Regions from separate parts of the Homo sapiens genome. Here region 2 is linked to region 1. A link is an interaction called in ENCODE POLR2A ChIA-PET data of the cell type or tissue named here. Cell type or tissue: MCF 10A. All regions are shown on one strand. Links, peaks and the distances in the headings refer to the core of each region. The heading gives the core; the rest is flanking DNA.

Region 1 (8,338 bases), core at 3,527-6,026:
GGGCTGGCCCATAGGGCAGTGACGTGAACAACTGGTACTGTAGCCAGGTTGTTCTGGGAGCTGTGTAGACAGGGTGAGACTGGAAGTTGGTGGACTCATTAAGGGACTAGTGAAACAATAGTGCCCCAACCTGATTGAACCCAGTGAATGGGGGGAAATGAGAATGTCAAGGCCTGTAGCTTGGGTAGATGCGTCAGTGAGACCCTATTCATAACCAGAGCCTAAAAAAACACGCAGAGCCAGTTAAAAGCTCTAATATGTGTTTAAAGAACAAATTAATGAAAGAATGCGTAGACAGGCCAGGTGCGGTGGCTCACGCCTGTAATCCCAGCACTTTGGGAGGCTGAGGTGGGTGGATCACCTGAGGTCAGGAGTTCAAGACCAGCCTGACCAACATGGCGAAACCCTCTCTCTACTAAAAATACAAAAACTAGCCAGGTGTGGTGGCAGGCGCCTCTAATCCCAGCTACTCGGGAGGCTGAGGCAGGAGAATCACTTGAACCCGGGAGGCAGAGGTTTTAGTGAGCCAAGATCGCGCCATTGCACTCCAGCCTGGGCAACAAGAGAGAAACTCTGTCTCAAAAAAAACAACAAGTAGACAGAGAGGGAAGGAGAAGGAGAGAACAAAGCGGAAGAAAAACTAGTGAAGAGCAGGGAAAGGAATCTGGGTTTTTTTTGTTTTGGTTTGGTTTTTGGTTTTTGGTTTTTTGTTTTTTTTTTTTGAGACAGAGTCTCACTCTGTCACCCAGTCTGGAGTGCAGTGGCACGATCTCAGCTCACTATAGCCTCCGTCTCCCAGGTTCAAGCGATTCTCCCGCCTCAGCCTCCCAAGTAGCTCAGATTACAGGCGCCCACCATGCCAGGCTAATTTTTGAATTTTTAGTAGAGACGGGGTCTCACCAAGTTGGCCAGGCTGGTCTTGAACTCCTGACCTCAAATGATCCACCCGCCTCGGCCTCCCAAAGTGCTGGGACTACAGGCATGAGCCACCGCGCCCGGCCACGAGTCTGGTTTTAAACCCGTGGAGCTAAAGGTTTCTGGCAAGCAGGGAAAGGACACGACTCATTGACTGAGAAGCAGGAGGCGTCCAACACAAAGGCCTCTTGGGAACCCGCTGGGGTTTGGCGGGCGTCACCTTTCTGCATCTTGGGAGGAGAGCTGGTGGGAGGAGCTTTTCTGCAGGTGTCTCTTTCTAGCCTCCGGCAGGGGGCGGCAACAGAAGACGGTTCAGAAGAAAGAATGTGGCCAAGTATGTGTATTTCAAGCCAAAGGATTCTAGAAACTTCTCTCACAGGTACGGAATCCAACCACAGTGCCCACTGTGGTGAAGCCACTGCGCTGGTCCGAGAAGAAAGTGACAAACAAAATGACATGGAGCCCAATTCATCCTGAGAGCAGAACCTCGGAGCCATGTGGTTAAGATGGAAATTCCACTTTTAGTCCAAGCAAATCTTCTGATGTATCAAGTTTGAGGGTGAGGTTTCATTAAAGGAATTTAAAATAAAAAAGTGAGATCACAGCAAATTTTTTAAAATGATTGTTTCAGTGAAGGGAAAAAAGGTCTTTATCCTTATTCAGGGCGTAATTCCTGATCCTGGTCCCCGGAGACAACACCCACCCTTGGGCGAATCATTCCTGGGGACGGAGGAATGAGGGAGGCGTCTCTTTATTTCCGGGGGCGGAGGAGTGAGGGAGGCGTCTCTTTATTTCCTTGTATATAAAATACAAGAACTAAATACCTTGGATTAACAACCAGGGCTGGGGTTTGTGATAAGGCTGTGATTAGGACCACATAAAAGGAGAAAACGTCTTAATAAGAACTTCTTTGTGGCCTGTTAGAGCCTTTCTTAGGAAACTAATAAGTTACACTTTTCCTGGAGAGAAAATCTTGGAAATGACCCATTTCCCCAACAGGACATCATTTCCGGTCATTCACATGTGGTCAAGTTAAAAAAGATCGTTTGAACCTAGCTCAGCCAGGCCAGGGAGAAAATTAAAAATAAGTGTTTATTTTTCTGATTAAAGCCAAACAATGAGACTCAAAATAGGCCACACAAAACCCACAGAATCTTCCAAGTTCGCCTGAGCTAATGCATCCAAGGACGTCCACTCACAGGGGAAGAAGCAGAGGGGCTGGCCTTCTCCTAAGGGGGCAGGGCTGGAGATCTGTCAAATTCCTTATCCATATCTAGGAGCAGAGCTTCCTTTTGGCCAAAAGAGTAAGCTGACTGCGAAGGACAGATACTTCCAAGCAGACACTAAGTAATGCAGTTGGTTTGATAACAGGACAGATGAAAATGGAAGGCCTCCTCCGAAAATCCCACAGCCTGGGCCAGGGCTCCAAGGGGCTGACTGGTTCCTGTGGTTCAAATCTCTGCAAACGTCTCCTTCCCTCCTGCCCCATCTACGGCAGGTAGCTGAGCCGTGGCCCAGGCTCTGGGAGTGCACACTCTCAACAAGCAGATATGAACAGACACGTCCAGAAAGTAGATAGGTGGACAGCCAGTAAGAATATGCAAAGGTGTCATCAAGGAAATGCAAATTAAAATGATTTCACACTGACTAGAATAGCAAAAGTAAAACACACCCACAGTATCAAACCCGGGTGAGGACGTGGAGCAAGTGCGAGTCTCACACTCCGCTGCCGGGGACATAAATGGTGCAAACACTTTGTTGTTGTTTGAGACAGGATCTCACTGTTACCCAGGCTGGAGTGCAGTGGTGCGATCTCAGCTCGCCGCAGCACCCCAGACTCAAGTGATCCTCCAGCTTCCCGGGTAGCTGGGATTAGAAACGCGTACCACCACACTCGAAAATTTTCCATTGAGACGGGGTTTCGCCATGTTGCTCAGGCTAGTCTCAAACTCCCGGGCTCAAGAAATCTGCCTGCCTTGGCCTCCCAAAGTGCTGGGATTACAGGCGTGAGCCGCCATGCCTGGTCAGTACAACCACTTTGAAGAACCGTTTGGTCCATCTTATGAAGGTAAATGTTCATTTACCTGATAATCGACTCAGAATTCTACCGCTCAGGATTCCTACTCATCAGTATTTACCCAAGATAATTTTTTTAAGTCCATAAAAATGTTTATAACAGCCTTCCCCACCCCAAACTGACAACAACTCACATACATCCATCATTGGAAGAATGGATACACTGTGACAAGATGCTCGTCCAATGGGACACTTCTCAGCAATAAGAAGGAACAAACTGATGTATACAAAAACAAGGATAAACCTCACAATCATGCTGAGCAAATGAAGCCCGACACAAAATAACACTGACTGTACGATTCCATTTCCATGACGGTCTACAGGCAAAACTAAATTACAGTGACAGAAAACCAAAGCGACGGATGGGAGGGGGAGTCACCAGAGAGGCTCAGCAGGGGACTGTGCAGGGAGATGGAAATGTTCTTGGTCTTGTTTGGATAATTGTTCATATCGGTATAACAGCTGTTCAAACACACTGAGCTGGGTCCTTAAGAACCATGAATTTTATTGTGTTAAATTAAACCTAAAAAAAGAACTCATACCAACAAGAAGGAGAAAAAAATAATTTGTCTTCATCTCATCTAGAGCCAGGTAACTGAGAATTCCAGCGTGGGCACAGGGTGCTGCCTCCTGAGCACGGCCACCTTCCCACAAGTGACCACCTCCCCTCCCTCCCTCCCTGCCTTTCCCTGCCATGGTTCCCTGTCTCCATGAATGGAACCAACTACCCTCCACCCAGTGTCCCCAAACCAGAAACCTGGCAGTCCTTCCCCATGCTTCTCTCTTCCTCATTTCTGCTCAGTCACTTCCTAGACAGCTCCTGAATGAGGCGGAGCCCTCCCCCGTCTCTGCCCCAACTGCCTCAATTGCAGGGGTTTCTTTTGTTTGTTTTGTTTTGTTTTGTTTTGAGATGGAGTCTCGCTCTGTCACCCAGGCTGGAGTGCAGTGGCGCAATCTCGGCTCACTGCAAGCTCCGCCTCCCGGGTTCACGCCATTCTCCTGCCTCAGCCTCCCATGTAACTGGGACTTCAGGCGCCCACCACCATGCCCGGCTAATTTTTTGTATTTTTAGTAGAGACAGGGTTTCACCGTGTTAGCCAGGATGGTCTCGATCTCCTGACCTCGTGATCTGCCTGCCTTGGCCTCCCAAAGTGCTGGGATTATAGGCGTTAGCCACCGCACCCGGCCTCTTTGTTTTGTTTTTGAGACGTTGTCTTGCTCTGTCGCCCAGGCTGGAGTGCAGTGGCGCGATCTTGGCTTGCTGCAACCTCTGTCTCCCGGGTTCAAGCGATTCTCTTGCCTCAGCTTCCCTAGTAGCTGGAATTACAGGCGCCCGCCACCACGCCCAGCTAATTTTAGTAGACACAGGGTTTCACCATGTTGGCCAGGCTGGTCTGGAACTCCTGACCTCAGGTGATCTGTTCATCTTGGCCTCCTAAAGCATTGGGATTACAGGCGTGAGCCCCCGTCTCCACTAAAAGATAAAAATAAAACTTGGCTGTGTGTAGTGGCGTGCACCTCGAGTCCTAGCTACTTGGGGAAGGCTACACCTGGCCAACTTCCTATTTTTAAATGGAAAGAAAAAAACACACACCAGGGCCTTGTTTCCTATCTCTCCTGCCCATTCCTTCTCTCTCCACAACTCAGACAGCGACGGTGTCAATCAGGCCAGTAAGGGAAAGGCTGGGGGAAGACGATGCTGACTGTCTCTTACTGAATCTGTTTCTGAGACATGGAAACACCCTGTTCACAGAGGCCTCTCTTCCTCCCACCCCTGCCCCCCGCCCAGAACTCCCAGCAGAAGCTGCTCACTGGCTGTTGTCAAAGTAGTCTTTGTTCTTGGAGTTGAACCAGCACAGGCCTCAAATTTCCATCCACAGCTCCAAACCCCGCCTACATCACCTCCATGACCTCAGGCTAAGGAAAGAAAGAAGCTGGCCAAAAACATGCCAGGCTAAGAAGCCAAAGCTCCTCCCAAGAGAGATGACTCTGGAGGGGACCCTCTGGTCTCCTCTCCATGAAGCCAGGTCGATGCTGGAAGGGCAGAAATGCCCAGAAAGAAAAGCACTGAGGAAGGCTCACAGGGCAAGGACTTCAGTGGTCACGGTCCCATCATATACAGAAGCCACGGGGCAGGACTTCAGGGGTCATGGTGCCACATTTTGTACAGAAGTGGGAGGCAGCAAAGCCGCAAGATCTAAAGACAGAGTTGCAGGCCCAGGTGCGGTGCTTACGCCTGTAATCCCAATCAGCGTGGGAGGCCCAGGCAGGCGGATGACCTGAGGTCAGGAGTTTAAGGCCAGCCTGAGCAACATATGCAGCCCCCATCTCTACTAAAAGATAACAATAAAACATTGCTGGGCCGGGCGCGGTGGCTCACGCCTGTCATCCCAGCACTTTGGGAGGCCAAGACGGGCGGATCACGAGGTCAGGAGATCGAGACCATCCTGGCTAACATGGTGAAACCCTGTCTCTACTAAAAAAAATACAAAAAGTTAGCCGGGCGTGGTGGTGGGCGCCTGTGGTCCCAGCTACTTGAGAGGCTGAGGCAGGAGAATGGCATGAACCTGGGAGGCGGAGCTTGCAGTGAGCTGAGATTGCACCACTGCACTCCAGCCTGGGGGACTGAGCAAGACTCTGACTCAAAAAATAAATAAATAAATAAATAAATAATAAAACGAAGCTGTGTGTAGTGGCGTGCACCTAGAGTCCTAGCTACTTGGGGGGCTGAGGTGGGAGGATCCCTTGAACCCAGAAGTTTGAGGTGACAGTGAGCTATGACTGCACCACTGCACTCCAGCCTGGGTGACAGGGCGAGACCCTGTCTCTAAAAAATAATAATCATGTAAAAAAAACAGAGAGATTCGGGGAACTGTGGATGATGACTGCAGGGCATGGTCAAAAAGAAGCAGAGAAAACTCGCCAAAGCGAGTCAGGGAAGTGTGTCCGGCACTGTCCAGGGGAAGGACAACACTCTGGACACAAAGATTTGATGGCCACAGGAAAAGGGCCGTTGGGCTGGGGACAGGCTGGGACGGATCCTCCTCCTCCATTCTCTCCCCATCCACCCGACTTTCTAGAACACCTTCTGGACCCTGGTTTGCTTCTCCAGCCACCTAGCAGGGAAGTGGAGTCTTGAATCCAAACGTTCAGATACTAGAAAAGGGATGGACGGTCCCTCGGGAATTAATAAGCTAAACGGAGCTGAAGACGGATCCCAAGTGTCTCAACAGCTCTGGATGTCCCGATAAAACATGTTTCTAGAATGTGAACAGTTTTGAAACATCTGTATTCCAATCACCAATCCAGAATCTTGGGAGCTAAAGAAAGTGTGGGCTTTCCCCCAAAACAAACACTCAGCGGAGGACACAGGAGAATGACCAAGGTGTAAATGAAAGAAGAATCTGGCCTGGGGCATCCTATGGCGAGCGCCATCCCCTTTAGGGGTAAGAGGGACATCTAAGACCAAGCGGAGCTGAGTCAGGCCTCCTGGGTGGGATGATACAGTATGAAAGAGAGGTCCAGGAAAGGGTCTCATTCAGGCTGACATGTCCCATCATGATCAGTCAAGTTTAGGACAGAGACTAATAAGACTCAACATATGCGGCCGGTCGCAGTGGCTCACGCCTGTAATCCCAGCATTTTGGGAGGCCGAGACGGGCGGATCACGAGGTCAGAGGTTGAGACCAGCCTGGCCAAGAGACCAGTCTGGCCAACATGGTGACACCTCGTCTCTACTAAAAATACAAAAATTAGCTGGGCGTGGTGCAGGCGCCCGTCATCCCAGCTACTTGGGAGGCTGAGGCAGGAGAATCACTTGAACCCGGGAGGTGGAGGTTGCAGTGAGCGGAGATCGCACCACTACACTCCAGCCTGGGCAACAAGAGCGAGACTCAATCTCAAAAAAAAGAAAAGAAAAGGAAAAAAAAAAGAGTTCAGGATTTCATAGTCCGTCTCCTATGTCTAGTCTTTCATTTCTCATAATCGTTTCTTAGCCAGGAATCATCTCTGGAAGTAAATGGCTTCCTTTTCTTTGCGCACACATGCCCCTCTCTGAAGAGAGGCGCCATGCCCACCTGGGGGCTGCGGTACTCGCTTTTTTTTTTTTTTTTTTTTTTTTTTTTGAGACAGAGTCGCTCTGTCCCCCAGGCTGGAGTGCAGTGGCGCAATCTCAGCTCACTGCAAGCTCTGCCTCCCGGGTTCACGCCATTCTCCTGTCTCAGCCTCCCGAGTAGCTGGGACTACAGGCGCCCGCCACCACGCCCGGCTAATTTTTTTTTTTTGTATTTTTTTAGTAGAGACGGGGTTTCACCGTGTCAGCCAGGATGGTCTCGATCTCCTGACCTCGTGATCCGCCCGCCTCGGCCTCCCAAAGTGCTGGGATTATAGGCGTGAGCCACCGCGCCCAGCTGTGGTACTCACTTTTAATGCTCCTTAGAAAATTCTAACCAAAGGCTCCAAACGCAGCTCAAAACCCTGGCATGGAACCACACAAAAGGCACAAAGAGGCTGGGGCCAGGTGGAGCCCATCAGAAATTGAAGGCTCTGTGTCAGGAGCCACCCCATTCTGACCACGGGTCCGGGTTTCTCCACGGAAGCAGCTCCCAGGTCCCCAGTGTTAGGCAGAGTGGATTTCAGTCAGGAAAACTACGCAAGGCCATGTTCTTAGAATCTCTCCAACATTATTCTTGGCTCTGCTGACATTGCTTTGGCTTTAAAAAATCAATAAATTAAGCAAGCAGAAGGTTCTCTAACATCCAAGCTGGACTAAAGGGTTTTGCTCTTACCGAGCCAGAGGGAATATTTATTCCAAGAGACGTAAGATAGATTCTGCTGGACACCTGCCACTTGCTCATGATTCTTCCCTGGGAGGCTGGCAGCGCACGGAGAGGCTTCGCTCCACGGGAACCAACACCGTTGGCCGGCGCGGTGGCTCACGCCAGGAATCCCAGCACTTTGGAAGGCCAATGTGGGTGGATCACCTGAGGTCAGGAGTTCGAGATCAGCCTGGCCAATGTGGTGAAACCCCATCTCTACTAAAAATACAAAAAATTAGCCGGGCGTGGTGGCACACAGCTGTAGTCCCAGCTACTCAGGAGACTGAGGCAGGAGAATCACTTCAACTCGGGAGGTGGAGCTTGCAGTGAGCTGAGATCGTGCCACTGCACTCCAACCTGGGCGACAGAGTGAGACTCTGTCTCAAAAAAAAAAAAAAAATAGAAATAATACCTCTTACTACACTGGATGGTTTGAATTCCAACCTAAAGCAAAAAGAGGAAGGCTTTGATCTCATTCTATTGTTTATCCTAACATTTTTGCCTGACAGTCTGGATAAAACAAACTTTTA
Region 2 (8,338 bases), core at 2,475-4,974, 89 kb after region 1:
GAAAGAAAAGAAGCAAAAAAATGAAGAGAAACCAGGTTCTGTGATAGTCTCTAGATACAAATAAATAACTAGGTGCTTTGGAATGGGGGAGGGGTACAAAGAGGTAAAAAGGCTGAATTCCTCTCTCTTATAATCCAAATAACCATAAAATGTGGAATGAATACCGAAGCGCCTGGTAAACATTTAAACGGCACGTGCTATGCACCAGGCACCATCCTAAGTACTTGTCAAATATTATGTCATTCAATCCTTAACAACCACCCTAAGAGGCTGGTACCATCATCTCCATTTTACTCACCAGGAAACTAGAGACACAGAAATTCCAGAACTGGCCCCAAAGTCACACCCCCGGGAAACAGCCAAGTTTCCAACCCGGGAAACCTGGATCTGGATTTCCAGTCTATATTCTTCGTCTACTATGGAACACACTTTAAATATTCACATACCATAATGGAGTATTTTTGAAAGATCACGGGTAAAAACAATTTTTACAATTGCAGTCAAGAACATGCCCAGAGCTGGAAAACGCTGCACTCACAGCTACATTCACGCCTATTCGGGGCTCCGGCGGTCACACTGCGATTTTTCCCTATTGCACGTGGTCCCGCCCAATCTTCAGATTTCACATCAAAACCTGAAAAATGAGTAACAGATGAGGCAGCTGTGCTGTGAGCCACCACGATCAAAAGAAAACCGTCTTGACCTGATCACGTTTAACGGGAGGAAAAGCAGCGCCTTCTGATTTTAAACAGATTAAATCCATCCAGATTTTTATCCCAGGCATATTGACCAAAAAAAGACAAATTAAAAAAAAATGTGGAACTGATGCATCTGGATGAAATTCTCCCAGGAAAACAAAGAGAAAGCCCTATCCCTAGGACAGCAGAACTCACCACACCCTGTTTGGTGACTGTTCGACAACGATATGAGATAAAACCGTCATTCACTGTAGAAACAGCACTTGAATTTACCTGTAATTGGTGCCTGTACTGAGACACCCTGGGGAGCAGGGGGAGAGGCTGACGGATTGGACAGAAGGAAGCGACGAAGTGAAGCTTACGTTGTTTTTTTAAAAGGACTTTCTGATGTAGTTCATACAAAAATACACTGTGTATCTGGTCCAAGAGTTATGACCGGCAAGCCGCAGAAAATTTACGTTTGCTTTTAATCACGGAGGCCACAGAACAAAACTTTCCATGACGGGTCTCACTCCCGAGTAACGGCACTGGGCTTCTGCCTCGTCGTGGTGCAGAAAGCACAGGTTTGAGATTTCACTGGAAGTTGGAACGGCAGTTTCTGCAAACCTCATAAAAGGGAGGACTGATTTAGTCCTAGGATCTCGGCAGGACACCTGAAGTTCAATTTTGTCTCTGAACAAAAAGCACTACAGCAGCCTGCAGGCTTTCCGTAGGATGAAGGGGGAGTTGGGGGGCCCTTCACTGGAGGAACTAAAAAAAAGCCAAATCATTAAAAAGGCCCTTAGAAAAAAAAACACCACCATGGAAAAAGGCAGCAAGAGAGAAGAGGTTCTCGCTCTCCTGCCTTCCAAGCAACCAGCGAATGTTTCAAGCCGTTCAACTACCTCTGTCTTATCTCAGAGCGGTCCCTGCACACCTAGAGGAAGAAAGCCACCTGAAGAGGCTTGCTGCTCCTCCTCCTCCATGCGGAACGTTTGATGTGAGTATTTTTTAAGGTACAATTCCGTGAACAGAAAGGACCAAGTTGAATTTAAGGGAGTTCAGCCAAGCTCTTTCATCCAACACTGTGACCCTGATCTAATAATCGGTGCTCTTTGCTTCAATTCTCCAGCTCTAACATACTTGGAAAAGTTAAAACGGTGAATATCTACTGATTACTAGTTGCTGGAAGACGTAATATGTACGCATTTTGAGTTCTTTGGAAGAAAGATGCTAGAGAAATGCAAACAATGAAATATTAAAGCATGGCATGACAGGTCTGCAGATATGAGACTCTTTTTTTTTTTTTTTTTTGACACGGAGTTTCACTCTTATTCCCCAGGCTGGAGTACAGTGGTGCGATCTCGGCTCAATGCAACCTCCGCCTCCAGGGTTCAAGTGATTCTCCTGCCTCAGCCTCCTCAGTAGCTCGGATTACAGGCATGCACCACCACACCCGGCTAATTTTGTATTTTAAGTAGAGACAGGGTTTCTCCACATTGGTCAGGTTGGTCTAGAACTCCCAACCTCAGGTGATCCGCCCACCTCGGCTTCCCACAGTGCTGGGATTACAGGCGTGAGCCACCGCGCGTGGCCGAGTCTCTTTTAATAGACTCAGATATTTGACATTTCAAAAATGGAGAGTCAAGCTTTTTCCTATTTTTGAGCACAGAATCACACGGCAATCCAGTTGCACAAGAAGCTGCTGGGACTCACCCAGCTGTGACATCCATTTGCTCATTTAGTCCTCTTTAAAACACTCATTGAGAAACAAAAACAGACCGAGCGCGGTGGCTCACGCCTGTCATCCCAGCACTTTGGGAGGCCGAGGCAGGTGGATCATGAGGTCAGGAGTTCAAGACCATCCTGGCTAACACGGTGAAACCCCGTCTCTACTAAAAACACAAAAAATTAGCCGGGCGTGAGGGCGGGCACCTGTGGTCCCAGCTCCTCGGGAGGCTGCGGCAGGAGAATGGCGTGAACCGGGAAGGCGGAGCTGGCAGTCAGCCGAGATCGCGCCACTGCACTCCAGCCTGGGTGACAGAGCGAGACTCCATCTCAAAAAAAAAAAAGAAAGTCAGGATTCACAAAGATTCCAAATTCATAGCGATTTTCCTTGATTGTCTTGGAATACGCATAAACGGTAAATTCAATGCAACACAGAAAACTAAGCACCTTGGTGGTTCACACCATGCACCACTGGGAATTCAGATCATGAAGAAAGAAAACACATCCTGGCCGGGCGCCGCAGCTCACGCTGTGATCCCAGCACTTTGGAAGCCGAGGCGGGTGGATCACCTGAGGTCAGGAGTTCAAGACCAGCCTGGCCAACATGGTGAAACCCTGTCTCTATTAAAAATATAAAAATTGGCCAGTCACGGTGGCTCACACCCGTAAGCCCAGCACTTTGGGAGGCCAAGGCAGGCGGACCACCTAAGGTTGGGAGTTGGAGACCAGCCAGACCAACATGGTGAAACCCCATCTCTACTAAAAATACAAAATTAGCCGGGCGTGGTGGCACATGCGCCTATAATCCCAGCTACTCGGGAGGCTGAAGCAGAAGAATTGCTTGAACCCAGAAGGCAGAGGTCACGGTGAGCTGAGATGGTGTCATTGCACTCCAGCCTGGGCAACAAGAACAAAACTCCATCTCAAAAAAAATTTAAAAAATACAAAACTTAGCCAGGCGTGGTGGCTGGCGCCTGTAATCCCAGCTACTCGGGAGGCTGAGGCAGGAGAATCGCTTGAACCCAGGAGGCGGAGGTTGCAGTGAGCCGAGATCGCGCCACTGCTCTCCAGCCTGGCAGAGCGAGACTCCATCTGAAAAAAAAGAAAAAGAAAAAAAGGAAAGAAAACACATCCTATGCCAAGCCTGTGCTCTCCTGGCCAAAATGAAATCATGCAGGAAGGATCCCACCTAGTTCACAACGGGACGAGCTGGAGCCCTGGAACCCTGATCACTGTCAGGAAAAAGGAAGATCCCCAAGGGGTTTGTTCAACCCCGACCCCAGCTGTGCACAAAGCCTGTTTTCTCAAATGTGTGTGCACATTACAACACCTTCCCAACAAAAGGTAGGAATATTTTAAAACGTAGAATCAGGGCCGGGTGCGGTGGCTCACGCCTGTAATCCCAGCACTTTGGGAGGCTGACGCGGGTGGATCACGAGGTCAGGAGATCGAGACCATCATGGCTAACACGGTGAAACCCCGTCTCTACTAATAATACAAAAAATTAGCCAGGGGTGGTGACGGGCCCCTGTAGTCCCAGCTACTCGGGAGGCTGAGGCAGGAGAATGGCAGGAACCCGGGAGGCGGAGATTGCGGTGAGCCCAGATCGCTCCACTGCACTCCAGCCTGGGCGACAGAGCGAGACTGCGTCTCAAAAAAAAAAAAAAAAAGGTAGAATCAAATCAGTGACCCTAACTTCCAGGGCTTGCCTCTGTGCTCTAGCTCACATTCCAACCCGTGTCAGAAGACAAATCGATCAGCAAGAGCTGTGGACGGCTACTCAGAGGCAGGCCTGAGCTGCTAACTGGGAGATGAGTACCAAACCAGCAATGCCTACATGTCTGAGCAAACCCATCCCGCAGCATTCCAGAGCTGGGACGGGAGGCAGGTCCACGCTAGAGGTGGCGTTTCTACAGCTCCAGAGATGAGCACCCTCCATTTCCCACGCGAAACAGCAGTCTTTCAACCTCTACACCGCCCAGAGTTAAGCAAACAGGGTCAGCGGAAGACACACCTAATAGCTTTGGGAAACCACAAAATGATTGCTTTGTGCGTAATTTCTCTCAAGAAGAGTGCCTGATCATCTTTAAGTTACAAGGGTGACTGAAAGGGTAACTTAATAGTAACTTAAATCTTTCCCAGGCTTCGTCGATCAGCAGCAGTCTGGAGCGTCATTGGCAGATAGAAATACAGAGCTCAGTAAGTATCAGTAATATCCCGGGACTTTAAGGCACTGTATTTGTTGTTTCATTCTTCTAGGTCTTTCTTCGCAGTTATAATCTCTTATGGGGCAATTTTTTTTATTTAATTTTTTTTTTCCAAGACGGAGTCTTGCTCTGTCACCCAGGCTGGAGTGCCGTGGCCCGATCTCAGCTCACTGCCAACTCCACCTCTCGGGTTCAAGCGATTCTCCTGCCTCAGCCTCCCGAGTAGCTGGGAGTACAGGTGTGTACCACCACACCTGGTTAATTTTGTATTTTTAGTAGAGATGGGGTTTCACCATGTTGGCCAGGCTGGTCTTGAACTCCTGACCTCAAGTGACCCACCCACCTCGGCCTCCCAAAGTGCTGGGATGACAGGCGTGAGCCACAGTGCCCGGCCATTGTAGGGCAATTTTTTTGACACCTTCATCAAATCCCCTTGTATGCTTGTAAAAGTCATTGGTTTGAAAAGTTTAAAAATATACCTCATGCCGGGCGCGGTGGCTCATGCCTGTAATCCCAGCACTTTGGGAGGCTGAGCTGGGCGGATCACGAGGTCGGGAGATCGAGACCATCCTGGCTAACACAGTGAAACCCCGTCTCTACTAAAAATACAAAAAAAATTAGCCAGGCGTGGTGGTGGGCGCCTGTAGTCCCAGCTACTCAGGAGGCTGAGGCAGGAGCATGGCGTGAACCCGGGAGGCGGAGCTTGCAGTGAGCCGAGATCGCACCACTGCACTCCAGCCTGGGTGACAGAGCGAGACTCCATCTCAAAAAAGTATATAGATATATATATATAGATATATGGATATACCTCATAACCGTTTTACAGTTCAGTAATGTGATAGATTCCCAAGGCTCAAGCTATGAAATGAATGACTAAACTTAATGATCATTTATCTAAACACAATAATAGCATTTATTGAGCACTCACCACATGCCAGGCACGTGTATATTATCTCGCGTAGCCTTTACACAATAAGGCAGGTGCTGTTATCACAAATGGAAAAGGAACGTGTGGTACAGAGATGTACAGCGCCTTGCACAAGGACACACAGCTAATAAACGGCAGAGCGGGGGCGTGAACTCAAGCAGAAGGACAAAAGACTCTATATTTTTAGCCATGTATTAGACTGCCTTATTATGCAGAGAAAAAACAAAGAGATTAAAAAATATATTACAAATGATGGAACAAGAAAAAGCCTCTCAAGGAACATTGCTCTTATTACTTTATTTTTATTTATTTATTTATTTATTTATTTATTTAATACAGGGTCTTGCTGTGTTGTCCTGGCTGGAGTGTAGTGACACAAACATGGCTCACTGCAGCCTCCACCTCCTGGGTTTAAGCAATCCTCCTGCCTCAGCCTCCCGAGTAGCTGGGACCACAGGTACCCACCACTGTGACCAGCTAATTGTTATTTTTTGCAAAGACAATGTTTCACCATGTTGCCCAGGCTGGTCTCAAACTCCTAGGCTCAAGTGATCCCCCCACCTTGGCCTCCCAAAGTGCTGAATTACAGGTGTGAGCCATCACACCCGGCCTGCTCCTAACTGGACTGTTGTCCTTTATTACTAAAAGACTGGCCCAAGTCCTAGAAACACAGTCACCAGTGGGAGCCTGTCCTGGCTGGTCCGGGCTTCTTATGAAGAAGGCAGAAAATCCTAATTTTCAAATCTGCACCTTTTTGCCATCTTTTCCCACCTTGAAAGTGAATGCAAAGAAAAGATACAGTGGTGTCACAGCAACTGTTCTCTTCCTGGCTGCAGTGTTTGGATTCAAGGAAGAGTGGCAGAGCTGGAGTTGTAAGAATGTTGAGGTTGCTACCAAATCCTGTCCCACCCATAGGGCCAAAGGGATTCAAGTAAATTCTCAGCCAAGCTTCTCATTGAGTCTGAACTGAAAGAACCACCCAGAGCAGCCAGAGTGAGACTCCACTTCCCCTGGCTGGAGCAGGCTGACCAGGGATACTGGACCAGGGTCCCCTGACTCTGCAGACTTTCTCTTCCCCTTTGTCATGCAGGAAGTCCTGGGGCCACACCAGAGCCTCACAAAACTGTCCAGAGGAAGCCAGTGGTCTGCACCCTTGGATGTCAGTGCACCCACACTGACCATATGTTTTTGATCAGGCATCCAGCCCAGACAAAGTTGAGCTCTGCGACTTTAACACCAAAAGAGTGCTCACTTCTATGAGGCTGAAGTGGATCCCGGAGACGGACCTCTCCAGTCTTGACGAGTGAGTAACATACTAATCCAAAGGGAAGACCAAATCCCCAAAGTCCAAATTTCACCACCTCCTGACTATCGATCACATTCCTTCTCTCTAGAAATGTGAAAATCATCTACCAACCTACTTATTAAAACAAGTCTAACTGCCTTAACTTCAGGATTATAGATTTGCTGATGAAATTGTTATAAATGCTCTCAAAGTTCTATTACCATCTAATTACAATTTATGCACAGCTATATAATAATGTGTGTTTTGGAAGCTGAAATAATATGTGTTTTGGAAGCCAAAAAAATTAAGCTTCAATTACTTTTGTACCTACCATGACAACAGGCAGAAACAGGACAATTTTGTATAAAGAATGTTTTTTTACATTTTTGTCCTTTTTTTTTTTGGTGTTTTCTCACAGTTCCTGTCAAGGTGAGAGGAACCAGGCAAAATGCAGGCTTAACATATACGGTCATCCCCAGGTTTTTTTTAACTATATAAAGGAGAAATTAATAAAAGAAAAAAAGAAATACCACACAGCATTTTCTTTCCCCACCATAATTTTTCAATTTTCTTTAGAGAAATGCCAGCCAATAACTAATTAGAACCATACCCTTTGTTATCCCAATGGGAAGAAGTATACGCATGGGCTTAAAGAACAAATGTTAATGAGAATTTAAAAAAAATTAGCAATCTGGAACTCTGGTTTCCCTTCAGTGTAAAACAAAATTCCCTTCTCTAGAGTTATTTTTATCATTGGCGAAATGACACGGATAGAGTCCATCCACAAGACGTGTTCACCCATCCAGTGCCCTCAGCTGGGAGAACTCCGGCTCTTCACTTGTTCTGATGGGGAAATTAGCATCATTAGCTCACGGGCTTCTAAGCACCCTAACTTCAAATGAGACAAAAACTCAGTTACAGAAAAGGCATTTGTTCCACATCTCTTTGGTTTCAAGGGGGAAAATAATTCCTTTTTTTTTTTTTTTGAGACAGAGTTTCGCTCTTGTTGCCCAGACTGGGGTGCAATGGTGCGATCTCGGCTCACCGCAACCTCCGCCTCCCAGGTTCAAGCGATTCTCCTGCCTCAGCCTCCCTAGTAGCTGGGACTAGAGGCATGCGCCACCAGGTCTGGCTAATTTTGTATTTTTAGTAGAGACGGGGTTTCTCCATGTTGGTCAGGCTGGTCTGGAACTCCCGACCTCAGGTGATCCGCCCACCTCAGCCTTCCAAAGTGCTGGGATAACAGGCATGAGCCACCGCACCCGGCAATAATTCCTTTTAAAATCAGCACGTAGCTTTTGTAATTTCCAAGAGTATGTGTTCCATAAGAAGGACAGCTGGAGTCTTTTTACCTGGTATATATCCCCGAGAAAGATCTTGAGTGGTTTGTTCACGACCAAGGAAAGAAACTACCTCCTTGAAAACTGGACTGGTTTTAGAGAATAAAGTATAGGATGTGAGTCAGAAAAACTCTGGGCCAAAAAATAAAATGTTTAAGATGCTAACGCACCAG

What was found. ChIA-PET counts read pairs that join two places held together with the same protein. Peaks named below come from ENCODE experiments on the same cell type or tissue, not always from the same donor. Only the 100,000 strongest peaks of a DNase experiment are listed, where the experiment ranks them.
Region 2: POLR2A ChIA-PET joins it to region 1 with 9 read pairs; 16 of 35 experiments call an interaction of 5 or more read pairs at or near these places.

Annotation. Positions count from the first base shown.
Region 1 is chr17:878,586-886,923 of GRCh38, forward strand. All of the region lies in intron 1 of NXN (nucleoredoxin), which reads right to left. Among named protein-coding and RNA genes, the nearest start is that of NXN, 97 kb to the right of the region's middle. In MCF 10A, for the core only: no CTCF peak of the experiment used is centred there; a DNase peak (open chromatin) is centred at 4,846.
Region 2 is chr17:968,973-977,310 of GRCh38, forward strand. All of the region lies in intron 1 of NXN (nucleoredoxin), which reads right to left. Among named protein-coding and RNA genes, the nearest start is that of NXN, 6.6 kb to the right of the region's middle. RefSeq lists enhancers at 3,459-3,960, 3,961-4,460. In MCF 10A, for the core only: no CTCF peak of the experiment used is centred there; no DNase peak of the experiment used is centred there.